Regions from separate parts of the Homo sapiens genome. Here regions 2, 3, 4 and 5 are each linked to region 1. Evidence: chromatin loops called from intact Hi-C (ENCODE). Cell type or tissue: PC-3. All regions are shown on one strand. Each heading gives the region's core, and the rest is flanking DNA. Links, peaks and the distances in the headings are about the cores only. Region 1 overlaps LRMDA (leucine rich melanocyte differentiation associated). Region 2 overlaps KCNMA1 (potassium calcium-activated channel subfamily M alpha 1). Region 3 overlaps LRMDA (leucine rich melanocyte differentiation associated). Region 4 overlaps LRMDA (leucine rich melanocyte differentiation associated). Region 5 overlaps KCNMA1 (potassium calcium-activated channel subfamily M alpha 1).

Evidence for each region. A loop is a pair of places that touch in the nucleus more often than their neighbours do. Peaks named below come from ENCODE experiments on the same cell type or tissue, not always from the same donor. Only the 100,000 strongest peaks of a DNase experiment are listed, where the experiment ranks them.
Region 2: it touches region 1 in a loop (17-fold over the local background); 13 of 110 quality-filtered maps call a loop at or near these places.
Region 3: a loop joins it to region 1, with 2.6 times the contacts of the local background. A loop is called at or near these places in 8 of 110 quality-filtered maps.
Region 4: a loop joins it to region 1, with 5 times the contacts of the local background. A loop is called at or near these places in 32 of 110 quality-filtered maps.
Region 5: it touches region 1 in a loop (9-fold over the local background); 53 of 110 quality-filtered maps call a loop at or near these places.

Annotation. Positions count from the first base shown.
Region 1 is chr10:76,545,096-76,551,462 of GRCh38, reverse strand. The region is part of intron 6 of LRMDA (leucine rich melanocyte differentiation associated); the gene reads right to left. Among named protein-coding and RNA genes, the nearest start is that of KCNMA1-AS1, 340 kb to the left of the region's middle. RefSeq lists a silencer at 3,778-4,072. In PC-3, for the core only: CTCF peaks have their summits at 3,698 and 3,901 (motif pointing right); a DNase peak (open chromatin) is centred at 3,912; H3K4me3 peaks cover 599 bases; H3K27me3 peaks cover 815 bases.
Region 2 is chr10:77,109,098-77,115,464 of GRCh38, reverse strand. KCNMA1 (potassium calcium-activated channel subfamily M alpha 1) reads left to right here. Exons shown (of 28, transcript NM_001161352.2): 7 at 3,023-3,098; 8 at 5,122-5,292. Among named protein-coding and RNA genes, the nearest start is that of KCNMA1-AS2, 29 kb to the left of the region's middle. RefSeq lists an enhancer at 292-1,260. In PC-3, for the core only: a CTCF peak has its summit at 3,400 (motif pointing right); a DNase peak (open chromatin) is centred at 3,344; H3K4me3 peaks cover 410 bases; H3K27ac peaks cover 773 bases.
Region 3 is chr10:75,908,494-75,914,860 of GRCh38, reverse strand. All of the region lies in intron 2 of LRMDA (leucine rich melanocyte differentiation associated), which reads right to left. Among named protein-coding and RNA genes, the nearest start is that of MIR606, 360 kb to the right of the region's middle. In PC-3, for the core only: no CTCF peak of the experiment used is centred there; DNase peaks (open chromatin) are centred at 3,240 and 4,630; H3K27me3 peaks cover 2,725 bases.
Region 4 is chr10:76,033,768-76,040,134 of GRCh38, reverse strand. It overlaps LRMDA (leucine rich melanocyte differentiation associated), which reads right to left. Exons shown (of 7, transcript NM_001305581.2): 3 at 4,001-4,127. Among named protein-coding and RNA genes, the nearest start is that of MIR606, 480 kb to the right of the region's middle. RefSeq lists an enhancer at 2,004-5,990. In PC-3, for the core only: no CTCF peak of the experiment used is centred there; DNase peaks (open chromatin) are centred at 3,014 and 3,604; H3K4me3 peaks cover 320 bases; H3K27ac peaks cover 373 bases; H3K27me3 peaks cover 1,388 bases.
Region 5 is chr10:76,981,745-76,988,111 of GRCh38, reverse strand. All of the region lies in intron 19 of KCNMA1 (potassium calcium-activated channel subfamily M alpha 1), which reads left to right. Among named protein-coding and RNA genes, the nearest start is that of KCNMA1-AS1, 97 kb to the right of the region's middle. In PC-3, for the core only: a CTCF peak has its summit at 3,100 (motif pointing right); DNase peaks (open chromatin) are centred at 3,101 and 3,821; H3K27ac peaks cover 293 bases.

The sequences.
Region 1 (6,367 bases), core at 857-5,856:
AGATGAGATGTTCAATAAATATTTGTTAAATAAATTAATACCATTAAAATAATCATGTACATAAAATTTACACAGAATCCACAAAGTAAGGAATGTCAATTGCTGGACACTCATCTTTTAACCTCTGGTATGACTTCAGACATTTGAAACACTCTGAAAATATATACGGATTAAATATTTGCCCCATTGAACAACAAAGAGTAATAGGAGGCAACAGCCACAGTTCCTAAATCGTGGTGGTGTTTTTACCCCAAACACTTTCCTCCCACAAAAACAAAGCAATCACAACATCTAGTTGAAAAGAGAGAAGTGCAGTGAACATTATCATCTGGCCTAAAGAGCTGTAAACATCATACAGTGGGAAGGGACATTCCCCAGAAAGCACATTCCTCAGTCTTTGTTAAGTGCAGGCCGTGAATACATGGGGAACTGGAAAGGAATAAACACCCATGTTTTATGATCTTGAGAAGTAGCTGGAGCAATACCCTGAGGTCAGCCCATGTGATGTGCTATCAGCTCTGCTGTGGCTATCACACAGGATTTAGTGGAGCCTGAGAAATGACAGGCTCCTAGCACAACATCCTACTTCAGTGTAAGCTACTTAAATACTAAGACAGAATAAAGAAGAGAGACTTTAAAAGGTCTTAGGGGAAGGGATTGTGTGGAAGCAGTTTTTGAGGAAGGAGGACAAAGACCTTCTTCTCCACCCAGTATATTTTCCCTTCATCTGCCGCACATCTGAGATGCCTTAGGTTGGAGATGAAATGAAGAAAGGCTCTACACCTTACCCAGGGGAGGGTGGAGAAGGAAAAAAAAAGTGTGAGACTTGTTTCCCAACCTAGCTGAGCAGGACTTCAGGCAAGTGTCTCGGTTTATCATCTGCATATTGGGTGGGAATGGGGTACTGCATCGCAACAGTGCATGCTATAACCCCCAAAACCTCTGTTAGGGCTCTTGCACCATGGGGGCCGGGGGTGGGGGGTTGGGGGCGGGGATACTGCACACTGTCCTTGCTAAATACCGCAGTGACCACTTCAAACCATGCTTCCTGTTTCACCTTCACTGTACAAAAACAACACCACAAGGGGTATTCCTACCCTGCTACACTGACCCTGATGTCTTGCATTGGTAGACATTTGAATTCTCCAAATTTGAGTCCAGGAATGCTTTGACTTCAGGTTTATAAATACAAACATGTAAACTAGTCTGGTAATTTGTCTTTGAGAAAGCATTAATTATTCACAGCAAACTCCATTTAGCCAATTTAATTCCTTAATCAATTTTTAAATACAAAAAACCATTTCTATTTTTAACATTTTCATTTCTATTTTATTGAGTTTATTTTCAATGGGATCAATTCTTTATCACGTAATTTTTACAGTAAGGTTAAATTCCTCAATCAGCTCTGGCCAAATATTAAATTGTGCTGATTACATCTTCTAAATCTCTTTTAGAGTCATTTATTTTTACAAAGTCCCATTTTCTTGAGTAAAATATTGCAGATCTAAATTGCGACAAGAAGACTTGAGTCTGCTCTTAAACTTTAGTCAACAAATTTTATTGTGTGTAGTTTTAGCTCATTTCAATTTTATTTTGTTTTCATTATTTCTACCAAGGTTAATTCCTCCCCATGTATTTGTGTGGTTTTCAATATATCAACAAGATATAAATCTTTGGTCAGTTTTTCATTCATCATAAATTATATTACGTGCAGGATTAGTTGCTGTCCTTTTTTTCCCAGGTTGATTATTTCTACCAACATTGTTATCATAAAGTAGAGTAAACACTAGTTTTTATTCATTTCTTAGCACAAAGAGTATGAAGGACAAAGGTGAATACCAAGTGCATGATAGGGTCTAAACTGTGGGGTTCTGATATGCTGTCTTCTACCAAATGCCAGACAAAATATTAGAGTGTGGAGCACCAATTCAAGGGTTAGGATGCACCATACCTGGAAAGAAAGCTAGCAAAAATGCCAGGCAACCTATCCTTTTGACAAGAGGGCATTTGACTCCAATGCTCAGACCCGTCCAGTGCAGCTTTCCACTGGGAGAGGACAGATTATACAGCCTGCTCAGACAAATGCTGGGCCTTGTCAAGTCTCACCCACTTGTTTGTAGGGAAGGAAAAACAGGGGAAGGAAGTCAGTCAGCAGGGAAGGGATACTGGCAAAATTTGTCGTGAAGGTGATCAGCAGGCAAGGCTGTGGGGCTAGCCTCCCAGACCAGGGAGGCTACACAGGTAGTCACAGAGTGGGCAGGCTCATTGTCGTGTGACAAACCAGAGCCTCAAGAAAACATACCCTGGGCTCCCAGGGCAGCTGAAATGAGGCTTGTCATCTTAGAAGAAGAAGGGGAGGTGGGGAAGGAAAGAGAGGAGAAAAAAATGCAGGGCAAGTTCCTCATATAGTCTGTCATATAATCTGTCAGTGGAAAATGGAAAAGCTGGTCCAAGTCTGAGAAATTACTGCATCTTTGAGCAGATCCTTAGTGACATTCTCTACTCTCCCATCTTGGGTCCTGGACCCCACACTCAGGTTACAGGCGTTGTGGCTCTATCCAGACTGAGTGGGCCATTCAGTCCTTTCCACATGAAAGAAATATTAGGCTAACAGATTAAACATTATCTGGCAGGGAATATTTCCATTATGTGAATCCTGGAAAGGAAACAGACAATGTACTTTTGCTTAGATGTCAATGCCTTTTAATTTCCTATTTTTTTGGATTGGGGGTAGTAACAAGTGAGTACCAACTGACAGAAAGATTCTCAGATTGGAGGGTGGGCTCACTAGCCCCCTTTATTGGGAGCTCCCTTTTTTGGCTCCTACCTCTATACACATTGTATTTCAATCAAACAGAAATGTATTATAAATATGAGAGGTCAAACTCCATGGTAAATATTTCCTTACTCCAACAACCCCTCTCCTCCCCAGCCCCCAAATAAACTGCTAAATCTTCTTAGCAGTCCAAATTTTGTTTTTTAGCCTCAGGTTACATTTTTTTTTTTTTTTTTGGTCCAAGCCAAAGATGAAGCCTGAAACAGTTTTTATTCTTGACTTCCTAAACAATGAATTGCTTATACTGTCCTATAAGGATTCTCTGTGATTTGCTGTACTGCCTAGTATGCTTCAATACAGAATGGTAAACTTTTCTTTGTAAGTATTTCTTTAACTGTATTGGAGGATTCTCAAGCTGAGAAAGAATTTAAAGAACCTCATTTTAGGTAAATTCTTTCATTTTACAGCGGAGAAAAATAAGGTTCCAACTGGCTTTTGGAAAGTGACAGAACCGGACCAGGCACCCATACAACTCTATCTAGCCCAGAAATATCCCTGAATTATAAGATACTGCCTTGGCGACAGGAATATAAATTTTGCTTTTCCGCTTACTTTTCAAATTCATTATTTATTTGTTCAGTCCTGTTCACAGGAACCAGGGGTCTCCGGAGAACATCAAAGATCACCCACACCCTTACTTAGCAGGCTCATTCTTACTTGCTTTTTCTTAGAGAGAAACTTGAACTGCAAGACTAGTTTGGTGTGAGTGTATTTCCCTTCTCTCCTATGTCTGTATTCTAGGTAGGGCTTAATGGATTTGAGATGGGCTGGATTCCAAAGTGCATGCCGAGATGGGATGCGAATCCCTTCAGATTTGTGAAGTGCCCTTCAGTGCGGGTCCGTGATGGATGTCACATCAACCAGGCTGTCAGTCAAAGCGGACAGTGGTCAAGTGCTCTGGCCTCACGTTTCTTTCTCAATGTTTGAGTGAGAAACTCAGACATCTTTCAGACAGGAGAGAAAAAAGAAAGAAAGGAAAAAGCCACCCCGTCACCACCTCCTCCATTCCCGCCATTATCTCTACATTCATCCTTTCCACCTTCTAGCTGAAGTCGGGAGCATCACCACTAGAGGGCAGCATGAAGTTAGGAAAGCAGCCGCTTGCTTAAAATAAATAAATAAATAAATAAATGGCGGCAACTATTCAGGGAGAGCCATTATAGCCACACTGTGCTTTTGGTCACCAATTATAGGTTCCTTAATGATCAGTATGTCATGTTTGGTCAATCTGTGCTGAAGGTTTTCAGGAATGGGGCTATCAGACACTCCTTGCCCCCCATTTTGGGGTTCTTCTTGCCTCAATTTCAGGGACTGAATTTCTTTACCATCAATTGTTCTAATTAATCTTCCAGGCTCAGAGATTGGGGATTTTTGCATATCACCTCCACAAATGTAAAGAAGCATTCAAAATACTAAAGATTTCCTGCATTTCTTAGGTGGAAAACATCATTTTTACCATGAAAGTTCAAAAAGATATGCCATCATTTGACAGTCAAAAAAGTAAAAAACGTAAAAATAAATAAAAATGAAAAATGGATCAATACACACAAAGTTATCCTCTTTTAATGCTCCCCCTCCCCACAAATCTACCTAGCATTGTCTTCCCTCTCAGGGTACCTGGTCTCAGTGTCATCAAAAAAGAGAGGCAGAAGCTACTCAGATAAAAATATGACAATAATTCCAGCTGCTGTTTGATCCTCATCTGATCCCCATCATTGGTCTCTGGTACATGGGTCAAGTAACTATTTTCATACCTGGAACAACAGATGATCACCTCCCTTTAGGAGAAAGAGGTATTTGTGGGCTTCTAGATATTTCAAACATATCATTATTAAAAAACAAACAAACAAACAAACAGCAATAAAGGTATAACATTCTAGGGAATGGCATTTTAAATTAGAATTTTATAGGATAAAAATACATGAGTGGATTCAATCAGGGAAGGAGTAAACACAAATTGGAGTTACTGGCCTTCTAGGCAGGGGAAACCAGAGCTGGGTCCAGGTGTTATTCTCCATTTCAGCCGAGAGGCCTCTCAAGTGGTCAGTGAGGCAAGTATAAAATGGCCCTCACACATCTTCTTAGCTTTCCTAATATAACAGTCATGTGACTAACTAGCCACTCGGAGAATGTTGGGTCCTTGTTAATTAAATTATCTCATTAACTCATGGTTAGCTAGAAACCTTTTTGAATTTTCACACATAAGACACTAAAAGCAAAGTCAGTTTCACTGTCTTACTAGGTAATCATAGTGACCACAACTGAGTATTTCTGGAGTGCCTTTAGTGAGGATAGTACAGTTAGGAGATTAGCTGGGGTGGGAAGACTGCAGATTGAACATTTCTCAAGATCTTAGGATCTCCTGCTCATATGAGCTCCAAAAAATCGAAAACAATAGACTTTCGCCCATGCATCATAAAGCCAAGGGCACAGTAGGTATGCAGTACATTGTTTTTAAATTGTGGAATAGATGAAAAGATCTCAGCATACTTATTCTGAACCCCAGCATTTATTATACATCCCTGGACAGTTATAGGTAGAAATGTATGGGTTGGCCCTGGGACAGTGGTTCTATGACTTGCCCATGCATCAGAATCACTGAGAAGGCCTGTTAAAACACAGCTTGCCAAGCCCCGTTCCCCAGAGTTTCTGATTCCATGGATCTGAGTTGGGGCCAAGAGTATGCATTTTTGCAAGTTCCCAGGTGATGCCGATGCTGAGGGACCAACTTTAAGAAACACTGTTTTAGGACAACCTACAGAGGGGCCCTTATTTCTTTTTAAAAAGTAAAACTCGTGACATTGCTTTTTACTCTTGTAAAATCAAGACTGTCTAAAATCAGAGATCCAAAAATCTGGTTAACTGAGGGTTCTAGTGTCTTGAGTTTTGGTAAATGGAGGTTTTATTTTATCCCCAATAGCAGTCTGAAAGCTAATGATACCTAAATAATAACAATAATAATAATAATAATAATAATAATAATAATAAAAGGTTGTTCCAGCTCTTTATCTAAAACAAAAACCATAAACATTCAAATTTTAGTAATGTGCAATTACATTAACAGGAAAAAAGAAGAAAACAGTTTCTTTGGATATGTAGAATAGATCTGAACCATCATTTATGGAGTATAATCAAAAAATAACTTGCAGGAAAAATTTCACAGAAAGACTTTGGACTTCCCCAAAACTGACAGAATCTTGTATGAAGAAATCTGAGCAGTGGGGGTCCTCCTGCAGAGTCTGAATGGGAATTTTGGCTTTGCTCTCAAGCAGAAATTTGCTTTTGGGCTTCAGATCTGTTCCTATTAGAGAGCTTACATCAAAAGCAGGGAACATCCACAGTTCTGTCTGGTTCTGCAGGCTGAAATTTCTCAAGAGAGTCACTGAAAATAAAGACAATTTGCTTTCTTGTTTTCCTAATTCTTCAAGCTACAAAAAAAAAAAAACAAAATAAAAAACAAAAAAAAAGAAACCTTTCAAATAAAATTAAGCAGACCCTGTAACAACTGGGTTTGTCATAATTCAAACCCTG
Region 2 (6,367 bases), core at 572-5,571, 560 kb before region 1:
CCGGCTATCAGTTCTTCATCTATTTCTTACCCTCCAATGTGGGAGCACACCTTAGAGGACTTACAAGGTACAGGCAGGAGAGAATTCTGCTTAACACAACATCTAACACATAATAAGGGCTCAATAAATATTGGCAATTATTATAATCTGGTAACTCTAGAAATGACCAAGAGAGACAGAATGGACATTTTGGCTGTTTTTCCAAGTTTTCGAGCCAGAAGAAAGTTGTTCCACACATTTTGAAATATCAGTCTCACCCACAAAGTTGAATCTGTTTATTCTTTCCATGAACTGTCAGAATCAACTCTGGAAAAACTAAGACTATGGATTCCTCTGTGCTCTTCCATAGAAGAAGAAAGATTGTTGTTATGAGCATTAAATGACTTAGTATACATAAAGCACAGGTGATCCTAAAGCACTTAGGATGGTGGCACATGTGGTGAGCACTGGGAAAGAACTGTAAACAAGCTAGCTGAAACTATTACTGTGATCTTAAATGCCTAGAATTTAAATCATTGGTTCTCCAAAAGAGAGGTAAGAGAGGGCAGTCATAACAGAGATGAACTGACCAAAACTAATGGGTTGGGCAACCCTGTAGGCTGCATTAAGCCACTACTGGGAAAATGCAAGAGCTAGAAAAGAGAGTTCTTTTCTGCAAGATGCAGCAAGGAACACAAGAGTCAAATAGCAACCTAAAACTTTACAAAAGACATCTTAAGTCAGTAGGATCAATTACCAATGAATGGCTGGAGTTGAGAGCCGGGGAAAGTCACTTTGTCTTGCAGATGGATGGAACGACTTTAAGGAAGCAGTAGGGATTGAACTGGGCTTTGAAGAATGGGGAAATTTGACTAGATGGGAAGGGCTTTCAAGTTGAGTAAATAGTGTAAACAATAGCTATAGTAAATAGGTTTAGCTGGCATGGCAGTTTCAAGAGTTTATGTGAAAGAGGGGTGGTGGGAGAGACTGGGACTTCACAAGGTGTTGACAATGGAAGGAGAGAGTTTGAATGTCATCTTTTAGTCAACAAGAAGCCTTTGGACAGTGAAGTGACCTGCTGACAGCAGCGTTCAGGTATACCCCAGTGGGACTGAACAGGATGCAGTTTAGAAAGAGAGCAGGGGCAGATACCAGTGCACTCAGTGCAGAGTCACGGGTCTGCTATGCTCCAGGGACCCAGGGCTCCTGGAATCCAGACAGACAAGGCCTCAGCTCTTAGGGACCTCAAAATGTCATAAGGTCCAGTTGATCCACTCAAGGAACACCAGTGAATGCTAAAGCTATTAGGTATAAGGTTTTTGGGGAGCAGGATATTCCTGCAGTCTCGGGGCCTCACTCAAGGTGGCATATTCATTACAAAGGGAAATGGGCACCTCTCAGTGGAGACATTAGCATTTCTGCCTTAGCCACATGGATGGAGCTAGTCATTGGGCTGGGATATCCTGATGTGATGCCATCCCCGAAGAGATTCTTAACAGAAATACTTAAGTAGGGAGCTATGTAGGATGATCAAGTCTAGAGGTCTAATGTACAACATGAGGACTATTGCTAATAAAATTGTATGGTATTTGGGATTTTTGTTAAATATGTAGATTTTAGCTGCTCTTGTCACACACAAAAACGTAACTATGTGAGATGGTAGGTAATATCATGTTGTAAACCTCAAACATACACAATAACATTTATTTAAAAAATAAACTGGGCTGGGCGCGGTGGATCACACCTGTAATCCTAGCACTTTGGGAGGCCAAGGCGGGCAGATCACCTGAGGTCAAGAGTTCGAGATCAGCCTGGCCAACATGGTGAAACTCCATCTCTACTAAAAATACAAAAATTAGCTGGGCGTGGTGGCGGGTGCCTGTAATCCCAGCTACTCGGGAGGCTAAGGCAGGAGAATTGCTTGAACCTGGCAGGCAGAGGTTGCAGTGAGCCAAGACCGTGCCACTGCACTCCAGCCTGGGTGACAGAGTCAGACCTCGTCTCAAAAAATAAAAAATAAAATAAAAATAAATAAGTAAATAAACAGGATCCAGAATATAGAACATTATAGAAGACAACCTAGGTTCACACAAAATTTAATGTCATTACAAAGGAGTGGTGTCAATTATACATTAGAAGGGACTGAAGCTGGGATTGGCAAACTATAGCCCATGCCGGCTGCCTGTTTTTGTAAATAAAGTTTTATTGGAACAAAGCCATATCTATTCCTGTACATGATGTCCAAAAGCTGCTCTGAAGCCACAGTGACAGAGTTGAGTATTTGTGACAATGTCTATATGGCCTGTAAAGCCTAAAATATTTACTCTCTGTCCTTGTTTCCTGACAGTTGGATTTAAGCCACCTAACAGCCAAATGCAGTGCATGAAACTTGGGTCTGGGGGGAAAATAAAAAAAAATCAATAAACATAATTTTGGGGCAACTGGAGATATTTAAATAAGGTCTGCATATTAAATAGCATTACTGAATTTTTATGTTTTAATTTTCTGAGGCGTGCAATGGTATTGTGATTATGCTGTGCAATGCCCTTCTTCTTAGGAGTTGGGTGCTAAAGTATTTAGGGCTTGTGCCATGATGTCTCTGATTTATTGGTAAATGGTTTAGCAAATATATATATATATATATGTACATGGCAAGAAGAAGAGAAGAAAAAAGGGCGGGGGGGATAAGAGAAAAAGCATGTAGGGAGATAAAGCACCCGTGGTAAAATGTTAATAATTGGTCAGTCTAAATGAAGAGCGTACAAGTGTTCATTATACTGTTCTTTCCACTTTTCTGTAGATTTGAAGAGTTTTTTAAATAAAAGTTAATTTTTACCAAAGTTAAATTTGTTCCTCTAGGCTCTGTCCTGACCTTCATCCCAGCAGCTTCCTCCACCTTCCAGAATTCCCTTATAATGGAGAAATGGTTGGGAGTTAGATGTGGCAGCCTCTCCTGCTAAGCGGGTGCTGTTACCCTGTAAGGCAGCCCCAGCAGGGCCTTCCCTTGGTAACGTGGGGATTTTGCTTGTTGTCTCTTGCACAGTAATTCCATCAAGCTGGTGAATCTGCTCTCCATATTTATCAGCACGTGGCTGACTGCAGCCGGGTTCATCCATTTGGTGAGTAACCTTGAAGACCCTTCTGCTCTCGCTTGCCTGCAACAAGACCCTCTCTGAGTCATTTTATTACCTAAAATTTATCTTGCTGGAAATTAACTTCACCTCGGTTGTAGACAGGAAGATGGGAAGCAACCACACAATTGTCTGGGTTTCCAACCTTTTTACCCCAAACTAGTTCCAAATGGTGAGTAATGTTTGCACTATTAACCTGCATTTTTCAGTTCATTGCTCATTGGTATTGTCATGGGGGCTTTGGTAGATTTTCCTTCTGTCTGCAATAACTATAGTAAGCCACAAGATGGCAGTGCTTCCTAAGCAAACACCTGGAAAAGGTCTGGGGACAAGGTTGGAAGTTGGACCCACACCTCCTAGTAAACAACAAATTCAGATCCCTCAATTTCTTTCCACTTCCGCCTTACGAAAAGCCACCTTTGATTATTTTGTCTGATTTGTACCTCAAAAATGTTCATTCTTTTTCATTAGTGACTCTTTGAAAGCCTTGTATTAAGTCAAGCCCCTCACACCACCCGAAGGCAGACTTTCCCCCTGCTTTTAGAGAGCACAGCCATTGTGGGAAGTGTGTTTCATGCAAACATAGACTGTTACAACTGGAAGGAGCCTCGTCTAGCTCTGAGACTTTGGATAAAGTTGACCACCAGTGGCTGAGCCTCTATTTGCATAAGGGATAGAAGGACGCGCTTAGCTACCCACACTTGGGATTTAGGTAATTATCACCCAAAGGAAGACAGGCCTGGGATGGCAGTGGTTGGGGCATGGGGCCTCACGTAGTCACCAGATCTAGAGTCTCCTGCCCAGCCCTTAATGCTGATGGGATTCATGGCCAAAATCAACCTTAATCACCCTAATTCTTGCTGTAACCAAGCACGAAGCACCCAAATCACATATGTGGAGGAGATAGTTGTCTTTAATAAGATGATGACCCCACCTTACTACGGGTATTAGTGAAGTCCCTTCAGGTTCACCAGGAAACTTTTGTGAAAATGGCACATTGAGGACAAACTGATGTGTGAAAGAGGCCAGGCCCTGGAAACATTTTGCAGAGGCAGAGGTGGAGGCCTGGGGGCCACCGTCTACAGGCCCTGTGGGTGGATCACAGGCATATTTGAGTAAAATTGGGCCCGCAGCTCCCTCTCTCCTGAGAGTATCTAAAGTACCTTTCCTGCCCACCTACTAGCCTTGTTGGCAGATCAAATATGATGGAAGGACAGGAAAGTGGGGAAACTGCAGTCTCGGGCCAAAGCTCTCCAAATCCAGCCACACCCATTTGTTGAAGTTTTGCCTCTGCAGAGTTGAACAGGACCTGTGTCGCCCACAAAACTGAAAAAGTTTGCCAGCCCTTGATCTAACGGGCTGTGCCAGTGCAAGCTGTTCTCATGAGCTCACTTTCCATGCCCCTGTGAAGATTCCAGCAGCCTCAAGGCTGGGACCACCATTGCCAATTTGCAAAGGAGGGAGAGCAGGGCCAGATTCCAGAGATGCTGTTTGAATCAGAAATAAGCAGGGCCCATATATACTCTTTGGATAAACTGATGGAAGGAGGCAGCCCCCTACGGAAGTGTTTAGAATTTCTGTGGGAGAGGCAGATCCAGGCCATCTGGGCCTTAGAAACCCATTGAGGAAGGTCAGGGACGGAATCTCTGGCTCTTTCCTTGAAGAGAGTGCTCTAAAACCTGGCCAGAGGCAATGCCCTGAATTTTAGCTGGCTTCCCACATTTTACCAGAAGAAGAGAAAAGGCCTAGAGATATTTCCCTTCTTGCTTTCCCTCTCTGTCTCAATCAGCCAGGAAGACATCTCCTGCAGCTGCTTCTCCACTTTCTCTGTGTCCTGCTCAGGAGCTCTGCATCCTGACTCACAGAACTCAGCCCGGGAACCACACATCTCGTGTGGAGAGTGGTGTGCAGTAGCAAGTGGCCTTCGAGAGTGCCGAGCTTCCGCGTTTATTGCATGTATACACTTCAATAGCATGTTTTTCTTTTTTCTCCCCTGTCCCATTTGCTTTAGGTGGAGAATTCAGGGGACCCATGGGAAAATTTCCAAAACAACCAGGCTCTCACCTACTGGGAATGTGTCTATTTACTCATGGTCACAATGTCCACCGTTGGTTATGGGGATGTTTATGCAAAAACCACACTTGGGCGCCTCTTCATGGTCTTCTTCATCCTCGGGGGACTGGTAAAAAAAAATCTTTATTATGATGTTGATTTTGATGGCTGTTAATATTTTCCATGATACATTTCCTTAAAGCTTTGTATTTTAGACTGTATTCTGCACTAGAAGCAAGCCTTAACGTTACAATCAGGCTAAGTAAATCCAAACACGATGGTGACTTTTCTGCATAATTCTTGGTGTATTACACTTGTCCCATAGATCCAGGCACATTGCCCTTGTCGGGGACAGCCATTTAGCCAGGAGCAAACCTAATTGTCTTAAGAAAAGTGATGCTGTTAATAAGGGAGAGTGTCTACCCCTTAGCAATGTAACTCAGCATCTGGTATGCTACAAGGACAGTGGCTGTCACCTGCCTCTGGTAGAAGCTGTCGATACTTTGTAGAGACAGTTTGCGGTTTCAAGAGCTCTCCCTTCCCCTTTATGTTCCTCCCCTAACTTCCAACAAACACTGTGGCTGGGGCCTGCCCTAAAGAGAAGGGTCCCTACATCAAAGGAGAGAGAGCACCTTAGTCTTGTCCAGGCGGACATCCCCATGTGAGCAGAGTGCAGTTTTGCAAACAGCTCACTCCATTCTGCAGCGGACACATGGGGTATTTTTGCTCCTTTCTTCTAAGAAAGTTTCACTGTTTGCTTTTTAAAAGTCTACGCAGCTCTTTATGTTGCACTAAACCACCCCTTCTAATGTAAATCGAGGGGATTTCTGGCCACACGTTGGCAGTTGCTGCATTTTGTCTTTCAAAGTAGCTCATTTTAAGTTTAGATTTTTTTTTGCCATTTATGAAGCGAGTGATTAAAATCCTAATCCATACACAGCTTTCATGTATGTACACCGTGCGCACATTTATATGTAGTGATGCATACACCTCTCTCTGTTTTGTATGCATAGGGCCTATACATTTTAAAAATGTATATAAATGTGCACATGCATGTGTACATTCACGCAAGCATTTCTACAGCATCCGTGAGGTGCCTATAGATAAAAAGACCCATCCAGCCAGCCACAGGCCAGATGTTTGTTGGACAAAACATGGCAGATTTGTGTTTCTCCTTGCTATCTTCTCCTCCCAGGTGATTTCCT
Region 3 (6,367 bases), core at 772-5,771, 640 kb after region 1:
ATGTTGCCCTGTATTTCTAAAATAACACCTGTCTACTAATATATCTGGATGACATTTAAAATCACTAATTAGCAGACTTTTCATCCAGTGAGAAATTTGTCTATAATTAAGAAACCAAATACACATGATTCAACCCAGTTTACAAGAAAGATCATTTGAGAAGAAGGATAAGAGAGAGGTTAGTTAACTGAGGGATGTGTACTCTAGGTGATATCTTGACCATGACATGCCAATCACAATTTCAGATCCATAAAAGGGAACCAATAGATCTTCTATCACAGCAGAAAATGGGTCTCTGATATTGGGAGACAGCATTCACTTATTGAATTATGCTTCTTAACTTTGGAGAAAGAACTGGAAAAAAAGAGGCTCAAAATATGTCCCTGCTCACAAAAATGAAAATTTTATGTACTTATATGGCAGTGTAAGTGCATCCTTACAATGCAAATCATATAGACAGAAAAGGCTGCATCTCTGTTTTCCCAGCACATGGGATAAATAAAGTCACAGGTTCATTTTTAAATTTGGAGTAAAGTAACACGAATAGGAGAGGCAAAATACCCATTAACATAAACTAGCCATTTCAACAGCTGGAAGCTAAGGAGCAACCAAATAACAGTGGGGAAAACAACTGCCAGCTACAATTTTCTCTCCTTTTTTGATCCTTTTACAAGTATGCGTTGCATGTGTTTTGACTATTTTTGAGAAGAAGGAGGAAAAAAAAATCCTTGCGCAGTCTTCTCACCATGGTTGCTTTTCGCAGGCTTTTTTCGGATGATATCACTTCATTTCGTAAACCTCTGCTTCTTTGTAAGCATTTCCGAGGAAACACAGAAGGACAGGAGGGTGCTTCTCTAGCAACACTGACAGTGGAAACGCTCAAGGAGGGTGATGCTGCAGCAGGCAGAGAAGCTTTCACTTACCCCCACGGCGGGGCAAGCCTTTTGGAGGATAAGCTCACAAGGGATTCATACGGGAAAATAAGCAAATGGGAGCCTGCTCAGGTGGCCTAGACAGATAGAAAGCCGGACCCAATTTCAGGGGCTCCAGGACGTTCTCCTGTCCCCTTGCTCCTCTCCAGGGGCACCCTGATGCCGGCCACCAGGTATACCTAAAAGGCCACCCCACATTGTGCCCTCGAGCTTCTCACTCAGGGCCTGGCAGGTGAGCCCAAGGCTCCCTCCTAATGCCAAAGCTGCAGCTCTACGAAAAGAGGTGAGGGAAACCTCAGCCTAGCCTCAAGGAGGTATGAAGATTCATCCGGCTCCCAAAAGGCAGGGCTCACTTCTCTATCAGGCACACGGGGCGCATGACCTATGAGACTTTAGAGACTACAAAAATGTTTTCATTTCGTTTAAAGTCAAAAGAAAAATTAACTTCAGGCAGAAGAATTTTTTTTCCCCCCAAGACGGAGTCTCGCTGTGTCGTCCAGGCTGGAGTGCAGTGGCGCGATCTTGGCTCACTGCAACCTCTGCCTCTTGGTTCAAGCGATTCTCCTGCCTCAGCCCCCCGGGTAGCTGGGACTACAGGCTCGCGCCACCATGCATGACTAATTTTTGTCTTTTTAGTAGAGACGGGGTTTCACCATATTGGCCAGGCTAGTCTCCAACTCCTGACCTCATGATCCACCAGCCTTGGCCTCCCAAAGTGCTGGGATTACAGGCCTGAGCCACTGTACCCAGCCAGAAAATGTTTTAATATATAATATTATTATACATGTTTGTCTTTATCAATCTAATCATTAAGAAAAAAAACTACTAGCAGTTTTTTAGGTGGGAAGGGACCCAGAAAGGCCCATGTACCTAGCGTCTATGAAAGTCATGATGCATCTCTAAAGCTAGATTATTCCTGTCCCTGAGCCTTTGCACATTCTGTCCTGGATGCCTGGCTTCAACCTTCTCTTAACTACCGTCTATTCATTCACTAGACTCAACTTCTACCTCTCACTTGATCCCTCCCTGGCTGCTCTGAATACTCACACTTGTCTCTCCTCAGTTTGAAATTCCCCAGCAATTAGAGGATAAGCAATAGCCTCACACTTGACATGTTTCTATTTTGTGTATATATTATTCCTGCTTCTTCATCCTAAAAGACACATACTACCCCATTGCTAAGATACCTTGAGAGCCCACCACTGCCCACAAAGGCAAGGCTACATGTCTCAGCCTCACATTCAAACCATCAATAAGTAGAACTCTACCTACAGTCCTTACATTCTTCTTCCTACATTCCCTCATCCTCACCTCCCCTATCCCACCCTAATGTACCCTGAACTACAGACATATCAGACATTTACCATTTTGCAAATATGCCTCATATTCCTCCCACCTCCAGGTCTTTGCAGAAGCTGTTCTCTCAGCCTGGAATGCCCTTCCTTTCCATAACTTCCTAACAAAGCCCAACCCAACCCCTACAATTCTAATTCAGATGCAACCTCTTCCAAGAGGGCTTCCAAGATCCTTCTATTTGGATTCTGTCACCCATTCTCTTCTTTACCTCAGCACTTTGCATGTCCTCTGCAACATTCATCAGAAATTTACTTCAATCAAAGGCATGTGAAGAGCATGGAAGATATTATAGTCTGGTTTCTTCAGAAACAGATGATGGAAGAAGGATTTAGGTGAAAGCATTTTTGGGGAGGTGACCCTAGGAGTGGGAGAGTGGGGACATGAGAAAGGGAAGGGGGGGAAATGAGTAATGGTGCATGGTGTATTGTTGAGCAAGTTCCCACTGTGTCCAGCTGGAGTTCATGCAGCTGGGGAGCTCTGGGAGACAGAAAAGACTGTGCCTCAAAGTCACCCCCATGAAAAATAACAGAGTTTTTAATCCACCAACTCCTGCTTCTCTGGCCTTATCACCTTCCCTGTCCCAAGCAAAAGTGGTTCAGTCACCAGAGAAAACTCTAAGGCAAAGCTGCAGGTGCTGCTGGCTGGGCAATGTACACAGAAAGGGTAATACTGACAGGGCATAGGTGGTCACCGACAACTTCTGCTGAAGACAGCATGGACTTATTCAGCCTCAAGCACCCAGCAGGATCCTGGGCATGTGGCAGGCACTCAGGAAGTGCTCACAAAATGAAATCACTTTTAAGCTCTTTGAAGGCAGGGGCTACATTTTATTTTCTATCTGACACAGTAGATAGCCACAGCATAAGGACTCAAATCATACATGCTCACTGAAGAACAGTGAGTGATTTAACTTACTACCCCAACTCCTGAATCAGACCAAGCCATGTGAATTGAATTCCTATCTTATTAGCTGTTCACTCTTTCATAAACGCCAGCATTACCTGCTCTTGTGAAGTTTAGCAATGAGGACAGTAACAAAGATGTAAAGAGTTAAACAGTCTCTTGAGAAAATGTACCTACATCCAGAGAACGACCCAGGAACACTACAAGATTCTGGGTAATTAACCTGAATTTCTACCTTTCTGGAGCCCCTAGCTCCTCAGTCTCTCAGGTAGCACTGTCTGTGCCCAGGAACTGGGATTGAGAATACATTAGGGGATCTTCTGTGCTCCCCCCATGCCACCTCCCAGCTTTCTTGTGATTGTACCATGTCACACAGGGTGCACCAAGAAATAGCCTCGGGGCCCAGCCTACATTAGACATAGCCAAAGACTCAAATAATAATAATAATAATATAAGCCCATGCAATAGCACCAGGAAAGGGAGGGACAAGCCAGCTTTTCTTGCCAATGTCAGAGTGGAACAGATGTTTCTTCATCTCCAAGGTATCTACTCTCCTAGGACACCAGACATAGGTCACCTGTCAGTCATTCATCTTTATGATGAGTTGCAGTGGCCAGCACACAGTAAAGAATAATGCACATCCTCTCCAAAAAAAAAATGCTGTTTAATAGTGAGGATATGCTGAGGGTGATTGTTCATGCCAGATTACTCCATTGACGCAACCAATCAACTCCCAACACTAAACCACAAAAAGAAAATCCTGCACCCTGTCTCGCACCAAACAAGAGACAGAGAACCCATGGAAAGCATATGAGTTGAATTTTGCCTGGACAGAAGTATCCTATGGCTGAGTTTGATGAGACCTGGCCACCTCGGTATCTGGTAGAGAGACCAGGGATTGATGAACTTGGCCTGGCTATGATATTCCTCAAGCAACATGGCTAAAAGAGCACAGGAATCACACACAGAAGACCTGCCTTCTATGCATGGCTTTGCTCCCAGCTGACATCTTGAGCAAATCACTTGCTCCAATTTCTCTTTCTAGAAGATGAGACGATAAATTCTAAGTCCCCCACTTCCAGCCTTTACATTACATAGAGTCCTAAGGATCTTCAACCCAGAGTGTATGTTACATTTCATTCCTAGAGTGACAGCAAAATACTGGACGGCACAGCATTTAAACCCTCCAAAATGTTAATACTATCACTAATAAATTTTAACCTGAGTAAAGCTAACTGTCCTACCACTATTTTTCCCTAGACATTTTTAGAACTAAAATGCTGCAGAAGACCTGTTTAATAGAAAATTTACTTTATAGTTTAACTAGAAAAAGAAATGAGCAAAGGAGAAAAATAGAATTTGAACCCAGCTCTTGAACATCAACTTGATGTTATTCCAACTCATCTAAAAGAGCCACATAGGAATTACTTTGACCACCAGAGGGCTTTCCACACTGACAAAATGCATTAATAAGACATAAAGTGGCGAAATTAGAAAATAAAAAGTTCTAAGTTACATTGTCTAGGTCTCCAAAGGAGTGGAGGTGAAATGAAAAACATCAATGTCAAAGAAATAAAACCCAACTCAAGTTTCTCCTATGATACATTTCTCTATAAACACGATGAAGAAAAATTCCAGTCCCTCCTAAGTTTCAGAAAACCATAAGAAGAACTTGAGTGGTGCATAGAAGCAAAAGGAAATCACAGATTAGCTACCGGAGGTTTCAGAATCTTGTTACTAAGATATCATTCCCTACACATTGAAGTCGTTTCCAGCATTCTTTTGCTTACTCCATCAAAATTTAGAAGTACTCACAAATATGATGTGATATGTTTGTAACACATGGGTTTCAGAGACCCAACACTGTTGACCATTCACTAAATGACATGCTTATGACAGTCCTTTATGTATATTAACTTGTTTAATTCTCATAATCATTCTAGGATATAGGCACTATTATTATCGCTGTTTTACATATGAAGAAATTGAGGCAAAAAGTTTAAAAGCCTACCCGAGGTCAAATAGATAATGTGTCCAAATAAAAGTTCTGGAATAAACTATTCACCTACCACCAGCTCAACTTCCACCTATTAGAGATAAGCATTCTATAAAACAGAGCTACCATGTACCACAACTTACAGAATAAAAAAAAAAATACATCAGTGCAAGAACAGTCTATCTTTGGGCTTGAATCTGTCTCTGTGGGTTTTCAGAGGATACGCCACAGCATCCAGGGCTGCAGGGACATCAGAGCAGGCCAAGAGGATGCAGAGAGAGGTTCCATGAGCCTAGAGGCTCCTGTTTCTACTAAAGGCCCTTCAGATTTTTTCTGTTGTATGAACTGAAGGATCCCACATATGATTTCATTCCAAATAAAAGGTCCTACTGAAATATAAAAGTTTAAATCTGCTATTTCACTAGATATTTCAAAAAAATTACTTCTTTGGGTTCTCCTCCCTTAAACACATTTTACAGCACTTACTATACTAGGGTAAAATATTTTCACTTGTATAGCTCCCTTACTATGTGATTGCATTCCCCAAGGTCAGAAATAGCATCTTTTTATCTTTTTTATCCTTATGTCCTCAACCCTTAGCCCAAGATTTGGCCCAGAGCAAAATATTTAACAAATATTTGTAGAATGAATGAAGGAGTTAGTTACTAGTTAAGGTAATACTAGATGCTGTGATAGATAAATCCTGAAATTTTAGGGACTTTAAACATAATAGATGTTTATGTCATGCTCATAAGAAGTCCAATCAGATATTCAGTACTTGATGTTCAGTACATGGCTTTCCACACAGTGATTCAGGGGCCCAGGCTCCTTCTATTTTGTTTGACTCTGCCATTGCCTATGCCTCTGAGTCCTTCACCTCTAACTGGCAGATGGGGAAAGAGCGCGTGTAGAGCCTGTGGGTACAAAAATCGCATGATCCCACGTGGAGCAAGATGGGGATAGGAGGTGGAAGATGTAGTCCCAGCAACAACGCTCCACTGTGGAAGAAGAGGATGACATCGATGGAGAGCTAGCCAGCCATCTCTTTCACAACGACCTCAAAAGAAACATCAGCCTACAAAGGAGACCCAATGCATAAGACTCAGCTCTCAAAGAAAAAAAGAAATGTGTATATGAGTCCCTAAACCCTTCCTCCCAAAAAATGCACAAGTATGTAAAT
Region 4 (6,367 bases), core at 531-5,530, 510 kb after region 1:
GGGAATCAGCATACCTGGGTTCTAGACTAAGCCCCACTACTGACAATCTATGTGACTTCAGAGAGCTCATCCACTCCTAGTTTTTCCATAAAAATGAGAGTAATTATTCACCAACAGTACCCAACTCACGGAATGCCATTAGGGCAATATTAAATTATGCAAGTCAAAGAACCATTCTAAACTCAGAAGTATATCTGTACTCTGGCCTTGGTTACAATGTGGCCCAAGTCAAACCAGATGAGTTTACACAATTCTCTAGGATAATAACAACAACAATAATAGTAACCCTTACATAGCACTTACTATGTTACTAGAATCTAATATGTCTGAGATACTTAGAATAATCTTCAAAACAACCTATGGGATGGGTACTAGCATTGTCTGCATTTTCAAAGGAAACCAAAACATAGAGATGTTAAATCACTTGCCCAAGGTCATGCAGAAAAGTGGCAGGTTTAGGGTAGAAGCTCAGGAAGTCTGCCTTCAGAGCCTGTTGTTCTTAACCACTATGTGATAATCCCTCTTGCTAAAGGATTAAAGAAGCCAATGACCCAAGTGTCCAGGGTCTAGGAACCTACAGCATTATTATAGACACATTTAACTTTGAGTCAAACCAAAGTGGAAAAATCTAGATTTTACATGGTAGGTGGGGTGAATAACCATTTTACATATGCCAAAATACAAACCAAAAAAATTTAAAATAAAGCTAACTTCACAAAAGGATTCAAGATAAAACCTCATTTGGCAGCAAGCTTCCTAACTTGTTTAAAGATTCAATTTACACAAAAGAGCTAATACTTTTTTAGGAGGCCAATAGTTACTTGTTTCTAGGGCTCCCTTTATCACAAATATAAAGTAAAATCTGAAGGAGACAAGATGCCAATGCCAAGGTCTCCTGGGTAGATTGTTACAGAAATGAATTATGCTTCTTTATACATACACCCTGTGCAGTCCCTTCCCATATTTGTTCTACAGTTGGTATGTGACTTGCTTTGGTCATGGGACATTAACACATGATATAAGTTGAACTTGAAGACTACTTGTACTATGGGGCTTGTGCTGTTAGAATACTCCTCCCATGTGAAGTGTCTTATGCTAGCCTGTTAAGAGACAGGTAGTTTAGCCAACACCCAGTACCAACCTCCAGACATATGAGTGAGGTCATCTTAGACCATCCAGCCCCAGTTGAGCCTCCAGGTAGATGTGGCTGCATGACTGACCCAGAATAAGACTAGCAGAAGAACCATCCTGCTGAGCCCTGGCCAAACATCTGATCTATAGAATTGTAAATATTTGTTGTTTTAAGCCACTAAATGTTGGGGTGGATTATTATGCAGCAAAAGCTAATGTATAGAGGCCATATCTAAAGCATTTCATGGGGTGGCAATAACAATATGGAACCTAGAAATTGTTGGAAAGCCTGCAACATTCTCACAGTTAGGTAGGAGAGTCATTTAGCTGAAAAAGTGGCATCAGAAGTGCTGGGTTGAGAAGATAGCATGTGCTGTTATTGCCTGATTTTACCTACCTTTCTCTGTGACTTCTGAGTCAAGTAGATGGGGAAGATGATCTTCACAATCACATTAGTAGAGCAGAGGAGAAAAAAGGAAAGAAGTCTATTCAGAATATTCACTGATAAGAAAATGTGCTACAACAGCACCAGTGATATCACTGGTCAGGTTTACAGCCACACAGTGTCTTCTGCTTCGGTCCCTCCTAGGCCATTACCATTACTCCCTTAGCATTACTGCTACAGATTGGAAAAGTGGAGGCACAGAATAGGGAAAGGACTCAACCAAAGACAAAGAAAACCTCTCAGCACTCTGAAGCCAAGAGGCCTGCTTATCTCTGGTGACAGCAATACTGTGAATAAAACCATCGACCAGTCCAACATATTTCTTTAAAAATGAGAAAAAGAAGCTCACAGAAGATAACTTGTCCAAGGTCACACCGCTAAATATGATTAAGCTGAGACATGAACCAAAGTCCATGGACCCTAATATTCTACGGAGACCTGGGACACAGGACATGTCTAAAAATCCTTCTGTCCTTGATTTATTTGAGAATATTGGCCAACTGATCATCTAAGACAGCCTAGAAAGCCATAAGACTACAAAGTTTTTCAAAGAGTGATTGGGAAACTTGGTTGACTAACAGACATAAGAAGGGAAAATTCCACCAAAATTTCATTATGACAAAGACTGTGAATTTACATGTAGGCCCTCCCCTTCTACTTCTATCAAAGTGACAATAATGACCACAAGGAGCATATTTATAATACTATGGTCTGAATGTTTGTTCTTCCCTCAAATTCATATGTTGAAATTCTAATCCCCAAAATGATGGTATGTGGAGATGAGGCCTTTGGGAGGTGATTAGGTCATAAGGGTAGATCTCTCTGATGGGATCAGTGCCCCTATAAGGAGAGACTTGAAAAAGCTTGCTTCCTCTCTCTCTGCTATGTGATGATACAGTGAGAAAGTATCTTCACCAAGAAACCAACCCTGCTGGCATCCTGATCTCAAACCTCCAGCCTCCAGACTGTGAGAAATAAATGTTTGTTGTTTAAGCCACCTCATGTACGGTACTGTGCTGTAGCAGCAAGAGCTGACTGAGACAATATCTGAGAGAATAAAGAAAACATTAACTTATGGCTTGAAGTATAAACAGTAGCTAACAAATACTTCTGCAAATCATTCTTAAATGCTGGCATATGCATATGTGCCAAGCCTTACATGTATATCTGATTTTATTTTATACTCTAGAGGAAAATGCCTTGTCTCCTTTTCTATTTCTAACTTATTGTATGAATGTGAACAAGTGGTTTAACTACTCCAGGTCTCAAATGTTCCATCCAATAAAACAAAGCCATTGGACCACTGAGTCTGAAGCAACACAGTAGAATGCAGACATTGGACTTTGGACACAACACAGTTGACACTGAATCATCCAGGACCTAGCATCTTGCTAGTGTCTGGCTGTGTGCCTACACCTCACCTCTTTCTATGTCTAGGTAAATGGAAAAGACACACCCTTCTCACAGGGCTTGGTAAGGATGAATAACAACACACATAAAGAACCCAGCACCATGCCTCATTCCTAGGAGTGCTCAATAAGGAATAGCTAATGATAATGATGCATTCATCCCTCAAATATTTATTGAGCTTGTACTTGGTGCCAGGCACTATTCTTAGTGTGAAGAACAGAGGAGTTAACAAAACCAAGGAAACTCCCTGTCCCATCGAGCTGGCATTCTAGTGCCGGGTAATCCACTACACTAACAATGCAGGAGCTACGGGCCTTAGGTTGCAGCAAGGGTTCCCTGTTTCCATCCCCACTACAGAATCCAGAGCAGTTAGTGCCCGTAAGTCTCACCCTAGGCTGACTAGGTCCTTGCCTCCATAGAGGAGGCCATACACTGTCGTGGGTCCCCTAGGCCTCTCATCACCAGAGCATGGTATCCCCCAGTGAGGGCATAGCCAGGCCTGGGCTTCACATGTCTCTGCCACCTTAGCTCCTTTCCCTCACCAAAACGGTTCCCCAAGCCTGCCCCAGAGCCTTCCAGAAACCTCCCAGGAGAGGAAGTTTGCTTGGCGGCATTACCCGGGACTTCCCACCAGAGGTCGCCCTCCCACACAAGCCCAAGCAAACAGACTGGGCTTCGCTGCCTCTGCAGCGGTGACATTATTTTCTTTCTCTATTTTTATCTATTAAAAAGATTTCTTCACAGCCATAACTTAGATCTCTACACTAAAATGGAGCAACAGGAAGATATAATGGTGCGTTTCATTTATGAATGACCTATAATAAATTACTCTGAAGTGTCCCGAGTGCCAGAAGACAGAATGCTTTGTCTGCCCACGAACTGTATTTCACATACTTTAATTTAGCTGACACGTAAAACTCATTTGACATTTTGCAGGTATTTGTGCAGGGTGGGGTTGGGGGACGACTGTGGGGCTGGGTGGGGAGTGGGGGCAGCGGGCAGAGGAAAGGATATTCGGTTCTTGTTGAGGGTTAAGGTATGCAGTCTGGGTAACCCTGGCAACACAAGGTCGTCCCCCAGCTGATTGTTGTCCAAGATGAGTTCCTCCAGGCTCCTGAATGCGCTCAGTCCTTCCAGTGACCTGCAATGACAAAGGCAACAGGAAAAATGATCCTGCACTAAATCAGGGAGGCCATTATGAGCCGAAATAAATATTTTAACCTTCCCTTTCAGGACTGGGAATAGTTTGGGCTTGGTGCCTGTCAGCAAAGTGAATGACAAGAATTAGTAGCAGGAGTCGGGGCGGGGGCGGCGGGGGAGAAGGGGCCGCTGGCACCCACCGCATCCTTCACGCATTGCCAACATGAAGGATGAGGGTCACTTAGTGAGTAGCCAGGATCCAAAACAAAGGGCTTCAGATACGGCCTGCAGGATAAATTTGTCAATGTCTTGTGCCTTCAGGCACCCAGCCTCGGCTGACCCTAACCTCCATTCCCAAGATAAATAACTCTGTCACAGTTCACCTTCATTCCCTGGACACAAATTCAAGTTGTCATCCATCATTCCTGCCCAGAAATATCATACCCTCTTACAATAATAAATATAACTTCAAGTATCATTTCTTAGCAGTTCTCTGTACAGTCGCGGGGGAAACGACAGGGAAGGCTTCCTTTCTCTCCGTTCACATCCTTTGACTTTTTTTTTTCCTCTGCCTTTTTTCTTTACTAATCACTTAATTTGCTTCTGCCCAGCGTCCCAGTGGCTGCCCCAAAGGCAAGGCATCTGCAGAATTACATAATCACTCCGATCTGAGAGGGCTTTTTCTTTTATTATTTCTTTTTATTTGTTTTTGCTGCGGGTGGGGAGACGGGGGTTGGGAGAATTGCTGCTTCAAAGCTCCTGGCCTGAAGTTACTGTTTTAATTTATGGAAAGTGGATTTCTCACTTAATTTTTGAAAGAAGTGTAGAGTGCAACCCTGTAGATGTTGAGGCAGTAAATAAAAAGGCAACAGAAAGAATTAAGTACCCGGCTCCAGGAAAAAAAAAAAAAAACAGCAGAAAGGGAAAAATAGCCTTGCTTATACACATCGCTGAAAGTTAACTCTTAATTTTATGGGCTCTCATGAGTGTTGGGGGTGGAGGTGACACGAGGTAGTTGTGCACAAGTGCTTGCCTGGGCGCACACAGACATTAATTAAAGCAAGCCGGCCGGCAGAGGGGCTTACACAGAGACACAGACTCCCAGCTCGTTCACCTGCCAGACCCAGGAGATGTGCTGAGCCTGCACCGGCTGACAGCTGAGCTACGATGTGGACGGGAGGGAGACACGTAGGGGATGCCGGGCTATTCTATAAAATGTGACAAATCAGGGAGATGTCGTCCACACTATTTATTCATTTACTGATAGTGCTTCCATTACAGCCCCGTGTGCTTGCGTGTGCAATGTCTGCACATCTGCTGTGAGTGTGAACTTCAGCACCAGATCTTTCCCAAGGCATCCATAGCTCCCTTGTGGGATCGCTGCCAAGAGGACTCCAAAATAGGGAGTCAATACTTACGAGGTATAAAAATGTGTTGTAAGTAATTAAATCTGTAGATACCACTGGGCCCAGAGCTCTGCCGGCATGTTCCATTCCTGCCAGACCTCGGGGTGGTCCCACTCAGGACTCGACTCCCAGAGCACGCCTGCTCCTCCAACCAACACTGCCAGCCCCACCGAGGGGGGACACATTTTGGAGTAGGGGTCCAGAGGTCATCGTGTTTCATTTCCTCCTCCTTTCTCTTTTTCCTCTTGGTTCCGAGAGGCAAAACACAACTTGTGAGGATAAATGCTTGAAGGGCTGGATATCCCATTTATCCTGATGTGATGATTACACATTGCCTGCCTGTATCAAAATATGTCATGTGACCCATAAATATCTACACCTCTTATGTACCCACAAAAAATACAAACAAAAAAAAAATTTAAAAACCCACAATGTACGCACATCTAGGCAGGAAGGTTTGGGACTTTGCCTCCGCTCCTCTATTTCCTGTTGTGTGAATTTGGGCCTGTCAATAGCCCATCTGAACTCTCCTGTTCTGTGTTCCTTCCAGCTCATAGGATCTTGTCGAGAATAAGTGAAGGACGGCTAACTGGTTACTAGCATACGCTGTTTTTTTTTTCTTTTCCTTCCTCCTTTTATTCACTGTTTTGTTTCCAGACGCCCTGACCCTGGGGGTGTGTTTGGAATGCAGGGGACGGGCCCATGAACAAACCCACAGAGGAGGCGTGCAGCAAGTCAGGCTTGTGCAGGGGACTTTCGGGCTCTTCTGAAGTCCCTTCCTCCACTAGGGGTTAGGGAGTGATGTGCCAAAAGGCTTCTCAGGACTGGGCCCGTT
Region 5 (6,367 bases), core at 453-5,452, 440 kb before region 1:
TCTTTCCTCCTACCGATGGCCAAGTCCTCTGATTTGGCCTCCAGATTACATTTCGAACCTTTTCTCACCATTGCCAGTGGCACTGCCAAGCTCACATGCTCATTTCTTCTTCAGCTAGTCTGCCATTGTTGCCCTTCAACCTTTCAATTAGTTCCTCTTGCCACCAAACCACCACCAACTTTAGTATTCTAAAGCACAGACTTTGTCATGTTATCCCATTTTAAAGAGAGAGACCTTTTGATGGTTCCTTGTTTTTTAAGAGGATAATTTCCAACTTTCTGCTATTAAAATGGCATTCAAAGCCTTTGCAGTTTGGCCTCAACCAGTTTCCCTAGTTCCGTTCTCCACATAAGCATCCATCATCTAACAATTCTCTAGAAGCGTCTTATTCTCATTACTTTACACATTTCTGGAACCTTTTCCTGAGACTGTGATTCTTTTCCTCTCTGCTTCTAGCAGATTAAAACTTACCCATCCTTCAGAGCAGGGGTCAGCACACTGTCCCATGGGCCCAGTCTGGCCTGCCATCCATTGTAGTAAGTAAAGTTTCCTTGTAACATAGTCACTCCCATTCATTTGCTCAGTGTCCATGGCTGCTTTCAGGCTACAACTGCAAAGCTGAGTAATTGTAACAAAAAGGGTATGGCCCAGAAAGCTCAAAATATTTACTATCTGGCCTTTTAGGGAAAAAGTTGGCCAACCTCTGCTGTGAAGGTACAGCTCAAGTACTGCCATCTCTGTGAAGCCTTCTTAACTAGCCCACCCGGAAACCAAATTAGAAAAAGTGAATCTCTTTTCTGTAAGCCTGTAACATTTCATGTAAACCCCATTAGACAGTTTTTATGTTGAGGTTTTTGTAGAAGTCAAAATTGGTCTTTGAATTCTTAGCATATTGCACACAGTAACCAAGACACACAGTGTGAATTCAATAAATGGCTGATTAACATGTAAACTCTGTTGACAATATGTTTCCATAGTTTATTAAGCATGTATCTCAAGGAAAAAGGTCTTTCATGAGAAGCTGAACCAGAGGCAAAAAAAAAAAAAAAAGTCTCAAGGCTAGAGATCTTCCTTTCTTCCTTCTTGTTCCTTTATACCTTCTTGAACAGAACCTTTGTTTCTGAACAGCCAACAGCCAATTCCTTTGACTGCTGGACAACTCTTGAATAGATTGATCTCAAATTGATCACTGCTTCTTCTGAAGGTAACACATTTGTTCCGTTGTTTCTGCTGACAGCACATGGTGGGCTCTGTAGTGGATCTGGGGGTGCTGATGTTTTCTCCTTCCATATGTCATTGGGTATTTGAGTCGGGGTAGGAAGCCATGGCAAACCCATTGCTTCTGTTCATCCACCTATGTTTCCTTATTGATTTGAATTTATCCCAAATAAATTTGGATATTTAAGGCAGGGTGTGCACCTTTAATTGTTCAGACCCTAGCCAATGGCCTAGACCTTATCTCACTGGACTAATACACAAGCTAACACTAGGAGTTATATCTAGGCAGGGTAAGCCCCCAACTCGAATCTTGACAGCCCTGAACCCCACCAGATTCCCCTTCACCCTTTGCATCTGTCCAGAATTGCTCCTGGAAACCCTGTCTCTCCAGAGTGAGTGGTAGCCAGCTGAGATGGGAGATGGGATGCCCATGGCCTATGCCTGAGACCCTCCTAGTCAAGCTCCCTGTCTGGATAACTGGAGACACTTCGTTCTCAAAGCAAGCATTGTGACATTTGGTTCTCTTCACACATGTGCCTTACCCAGCTTAGACAGATGGAAGAATTGAATGTAAAGAGATTCTACAGAATGTATTGGAAATAACAAAATTGTGTATGTGTGTTTTTAAAGGATACCCTTTTGGTTGCCGCATGAGTTATTTTGTTGTTGTTGTTGTTGTTAGAGATTAAATCTCAATAACTTTTTGGAATTAGAATGGGCTTCCCATCAGCTGAATGGGCTACACACTCGCCTCCTTTTCATAGCAATCCAAGAACTCCACTGCCTTCCTCACATCCCCTGCTATGTTATCAGCATGGTAGTTTTGCTTGAGATCAAATCAGGGCAACATAGGAACTGTCATTTTTCATTTACCGGGGCCCTTTGATCCCATTTGAGGTTTATTTGTTTCAAGTGAGAAACACAATCCCTATTGCATACATCTATTCTTTAGAGTACTTTTTTATTTTATTTTTTTATGTTAGAGATCAAATCAGAGTTGTAAGTAGTATGGTCATTAGTTATCACCACTAGATTTCACAGGCTACACTTTATTTCTGTTCTTACAAAATCACCAACCTTCTCTGTTGCATAATGATCACTTCCAGTGAAGCCACAATGTGCCTTTCTTGGGTACTTGGGTGTTAATTTATTTCACAGTTTCCTTTGCAGATGCAATCAGAGTCACCTATCACATTCCTGTTTCTGCTTTTTATTGTGTTCCTTTGCTATCGCGTTTGTGTGATCTTTTCCTGAAAAATGACAGGTAGTGTTTCTCTGCTCACTGTATCAGTGACATATTTTCCACAACTTCTCTATTGCTATTTTAAAAATATAACATTTTATAGATGTAATCTTAGTTGTTTGTAACTAGGTTTTGTTATAGGAGCAAATTTCCTAAATGGCATGTTGGTTTAGGTACATTTTTTAAAGAAAGGGAAAAATATTTTCTGCAAAATAGTTTCCTCTAAATTGTAAGTGAAGGAAAAGCTCTGTTAGTAAGATTATAATGCATTTTCCTGATTTCTTAGTACATCGAAATTCATGAACATTATTTTTATGTAAGTGATTAAGTTGTGGCTTTTAATAACACGTTGTTAGAGCAAAAAGAGCTATCCCTTTTGATTTACTTGTGTATTTACTGGGTGACTTACAGTGCTTTACATATTAGAATTGGTTTGTCAACAATTAACATTCTAGGTTTTTATATAACCCATACTTCAGGTAATATAGGATTATTAAACTACAACCAGTGTGTTAGAAATCTGCCTACTGGTAATACAATTCTTACGTATAACAGCAGCTGAGAAATACTGCTGTGTATTTATGCATAGATTGCAAGACAGATGGCCTGCAAGCCGCAGAAGGGCCTGACATGCAGGTCCACCAGCAGGTGGCGCTGCTTTTCTAGAAATAAACCCTCTACCTGGATTCTAGGTACTCTCCTCCTCCTCACTTTCTGCCTTTTCTCTTGCAGATTGTCTCCTTTATTTCTCTAAAATAAATATCTAAAACTGTTGTTGCTGTTGTTTGAAGAGATATACTTCCAGTACGACAATGCCCCTCAATTGCTAAGGTTTATTTGAAATCCAACTTGCCTGATGCAGTGCTTACTTGAAGCAAGTCCAAGTTAAATACATGTTACTGTTTTTAAAAGGTAACTACACACACAATACTGGATTCAGCACTGAGATTGGATTGCCTATGCTATCTGATTATTGTTATGTGGCAAGTTCCCATTTTAATCTAATATCTATTTACACAAATTAATCCCATAGGCTTCTATTCACCTCAGGATAATGAGGGGCATTTTTATTAAAGTGACTGATTGATATACTGAATTAATGTTTTATATAAAAATCACCTTAGTATGATGTTCTTTCATCAAGAGTTACTCTAGAATCCAGGCTGGGTGCAGTGGCTCACGTCTGTAACCCCAGAACTTTGGGAGGCTGAGGCGGGCAGATCACTTGAGGTTAGGAGTTTGAGACCAGCCTGGCCAACACGGTGAAACCCCGTCTCTACTAAAAATACAAACATTAGTCAGGTGCCTATAATCTCAGCTACTTTGGAGGCTGAGACACTAGAGTTGCTTGAACTGGGAGGTAGAGGTTGCAGTGAGCCAAGATTGCACCACTGCATTCCAGCCTGGGAGCCTGGGTGACAGAGCGAGACTCCGTCTCAAAAAAAAAAAGTAAATAATAATACTAATAAAAGAGTTGCTTTAGAATCCAAGTCATCCAAAGAATATTGCCTTTCTCTCGGGGCCAGAACTACATTTTGACAAACAGGATCAGAGTTTCTGTTAAGTTTTGTTCTGTTTTTTAGGAAGACTTTTCACAGAAAAGTTGATCAGCTCATCAACTAGGGCATCATAAATGAAGAGAGAAATCAAATGTGCAAGCAAAACTATTTTTAAAAATTATTTTGTCCACACATACCCAATTTTTCAACCGTTTTTTAAAAAAGACACAGCTATATCTTTTTACTGTTTTTTTTATGGTCTGCGGTATTCCTTTGTACAGAATATTTAGTGCAAACATTAGCTTATGTGGGAGAAAATGAATTTATTGAGGTTACAGAAGGGGAGAATTGAAATATGTCTCAGGATGACTCACTTATTTGTTTATGTTTTTCATTATTAAATTTTCTTCCTTTTTTTTTTTTTTTAAACAGTGTCTCACTGTGTCATCCAGGCTGGAGTGCAGTTGTGCGATCTTAGCTCACTGCAACCTCTGCCTCCCAGGTTCAAGTGATTCTCCTGCCTCAGCCTACCAAGTAGCTGGGACTACAGGCATATGCCACCATGCCCAGCTAATTTTTGTATTTTTAGAGACGGGGTTTTGCCATATTGGCCAGGCTGATCTTGAACTGACCTCAAGATATCCACCTGCCTCAGCCTCCCAAAGTGCTGGGATTACAAATGTGAGCCACCATTCCCAGCCCTTCATTATTAAATTTCTACCTATCAGGCCGTAAAGAACTTTGGAAGCATAGGCAGTATTTTACTCTTTGAATAGGATTTCTCTCTTTTGAGTTTTTAAACTTTTCTCAGGCATACTGCGCTAAGGGCTGCAAGTTGAGGATCTAGATAATGTAATGTATGTTCTTATTTAACTCACCCATGTGATTTTCACAGAGAACATCTTGAAATGTTATTGATTCAACAAAATCAAGGAGGAGAGGATTGGGGAAACATTTTCTTCTCAGTGAATCTATTTTAAAGCACTGGTTTTGTTGAAAATGATTTTTTGAAAATATGGATTGCAGTCAGTTTTCATGTAAAAGTCAAACCCTGACGGGTTTCCTTCCAGTTCTCTGTAGAGGGGATGGGATCAGCTGGAGTAGTTGAAGACAAGAAATAGCCATCCTGAAATCAGGGTAAATTTACCTGGCTGGGCTGTGAGGAATAGGCCTTGTGAGTTTCACGGGACCCCTTTCTGAGGCATTAGATAACTTTATTTTCCTGTTGAATAAGCTCTCCAGAAAAAAAAGAAAAATGAGAACTTCAATGGAACTGGACAGTTGCCAAGGGCCTCCCTGCTTTATTTCCATGCATGAATGTGTGTTTCTTACCTTGGAAAGGAAAGTGGGCTGAGCGAGCTAGGCAGTTTCTGATAGACTTTTGCAAGATGCAAAGCCCACCCACTATCCTCTTTGAACTTCAGTATTTAAATCAGAAGAAAAATAGCTTTCCCAGAGGCTTCAGATTATTACTAAATATTGTGCAAATTCTATCATTTGGAATGTAAACGCTTACACTCTCTGCCCTTTATACCTCCAACTGTGCCCTCAAACACATTTTCCTGCTCTAGCCAAATTGACTTTCTTACAGTTTATACAGTTTAGTATTTTCCAACCACCTTGCCTTGGTTCAAACTGTGTCCTCCACCTGGCATGCCCTTCCCACCCTCTACTGCCACTCCTTAGTCTGTTCAGCATCATGGGTCAAGTGCCCCCTGAGTGCCAGGCCCTGTGCTCCATCTGGGGATATACGGGACCTCTCTATTCATCCTATTCTTGTTTCAAGTCGTCTTCTTTTTCTTCCTTTCTTTTTTTTTTTTTTTCCTGAACAATTCTCTCTCTAGGACTTAACTTATTGTCTAAGACATTTCATGTAGCCCTCCCTTGACATTCTCATGCAACATCTTTTGTACTGTTGCATTTATGTAACTTATGAGTTCGTATATTCGTATTTAATGCAATTATCTAATTTCTCTGGCTAGGCTTGTGGTTCTCTCTTATTGTGCATCTTTAAAAAGATTTTAAAGAAAAGAACAAGAAAAAGGTATGCCCGACATTAAACTCAGAGTCATTACAAATCAGAGCCAGAAGGGTCTCATACTTAACTAATGCTCATCCCCCCAGGAAAGGGAAGTGTCTTGCCAAGGCCACACAGTTGATCCAAGGCAGGCCTAGAACCCCGGGGCTCCTGATCACTAAGCTGTGCTTCTCCCCTTTGCAACATCGCCTCTGTAGCTGCTCGGAGCTATTTATTGGGAACTTTTCAGGGCCCAGCATTGTGAGAGACTCAGTGATATGTGAACTCCAACAGAGGAGCTTATAAGCCTAGCTGGGGGAGTAGAACACATTAGAATTGAACACAAATTATAATAATGCAAGGCATGAGATCAGAAGTGCCAGGGGATTT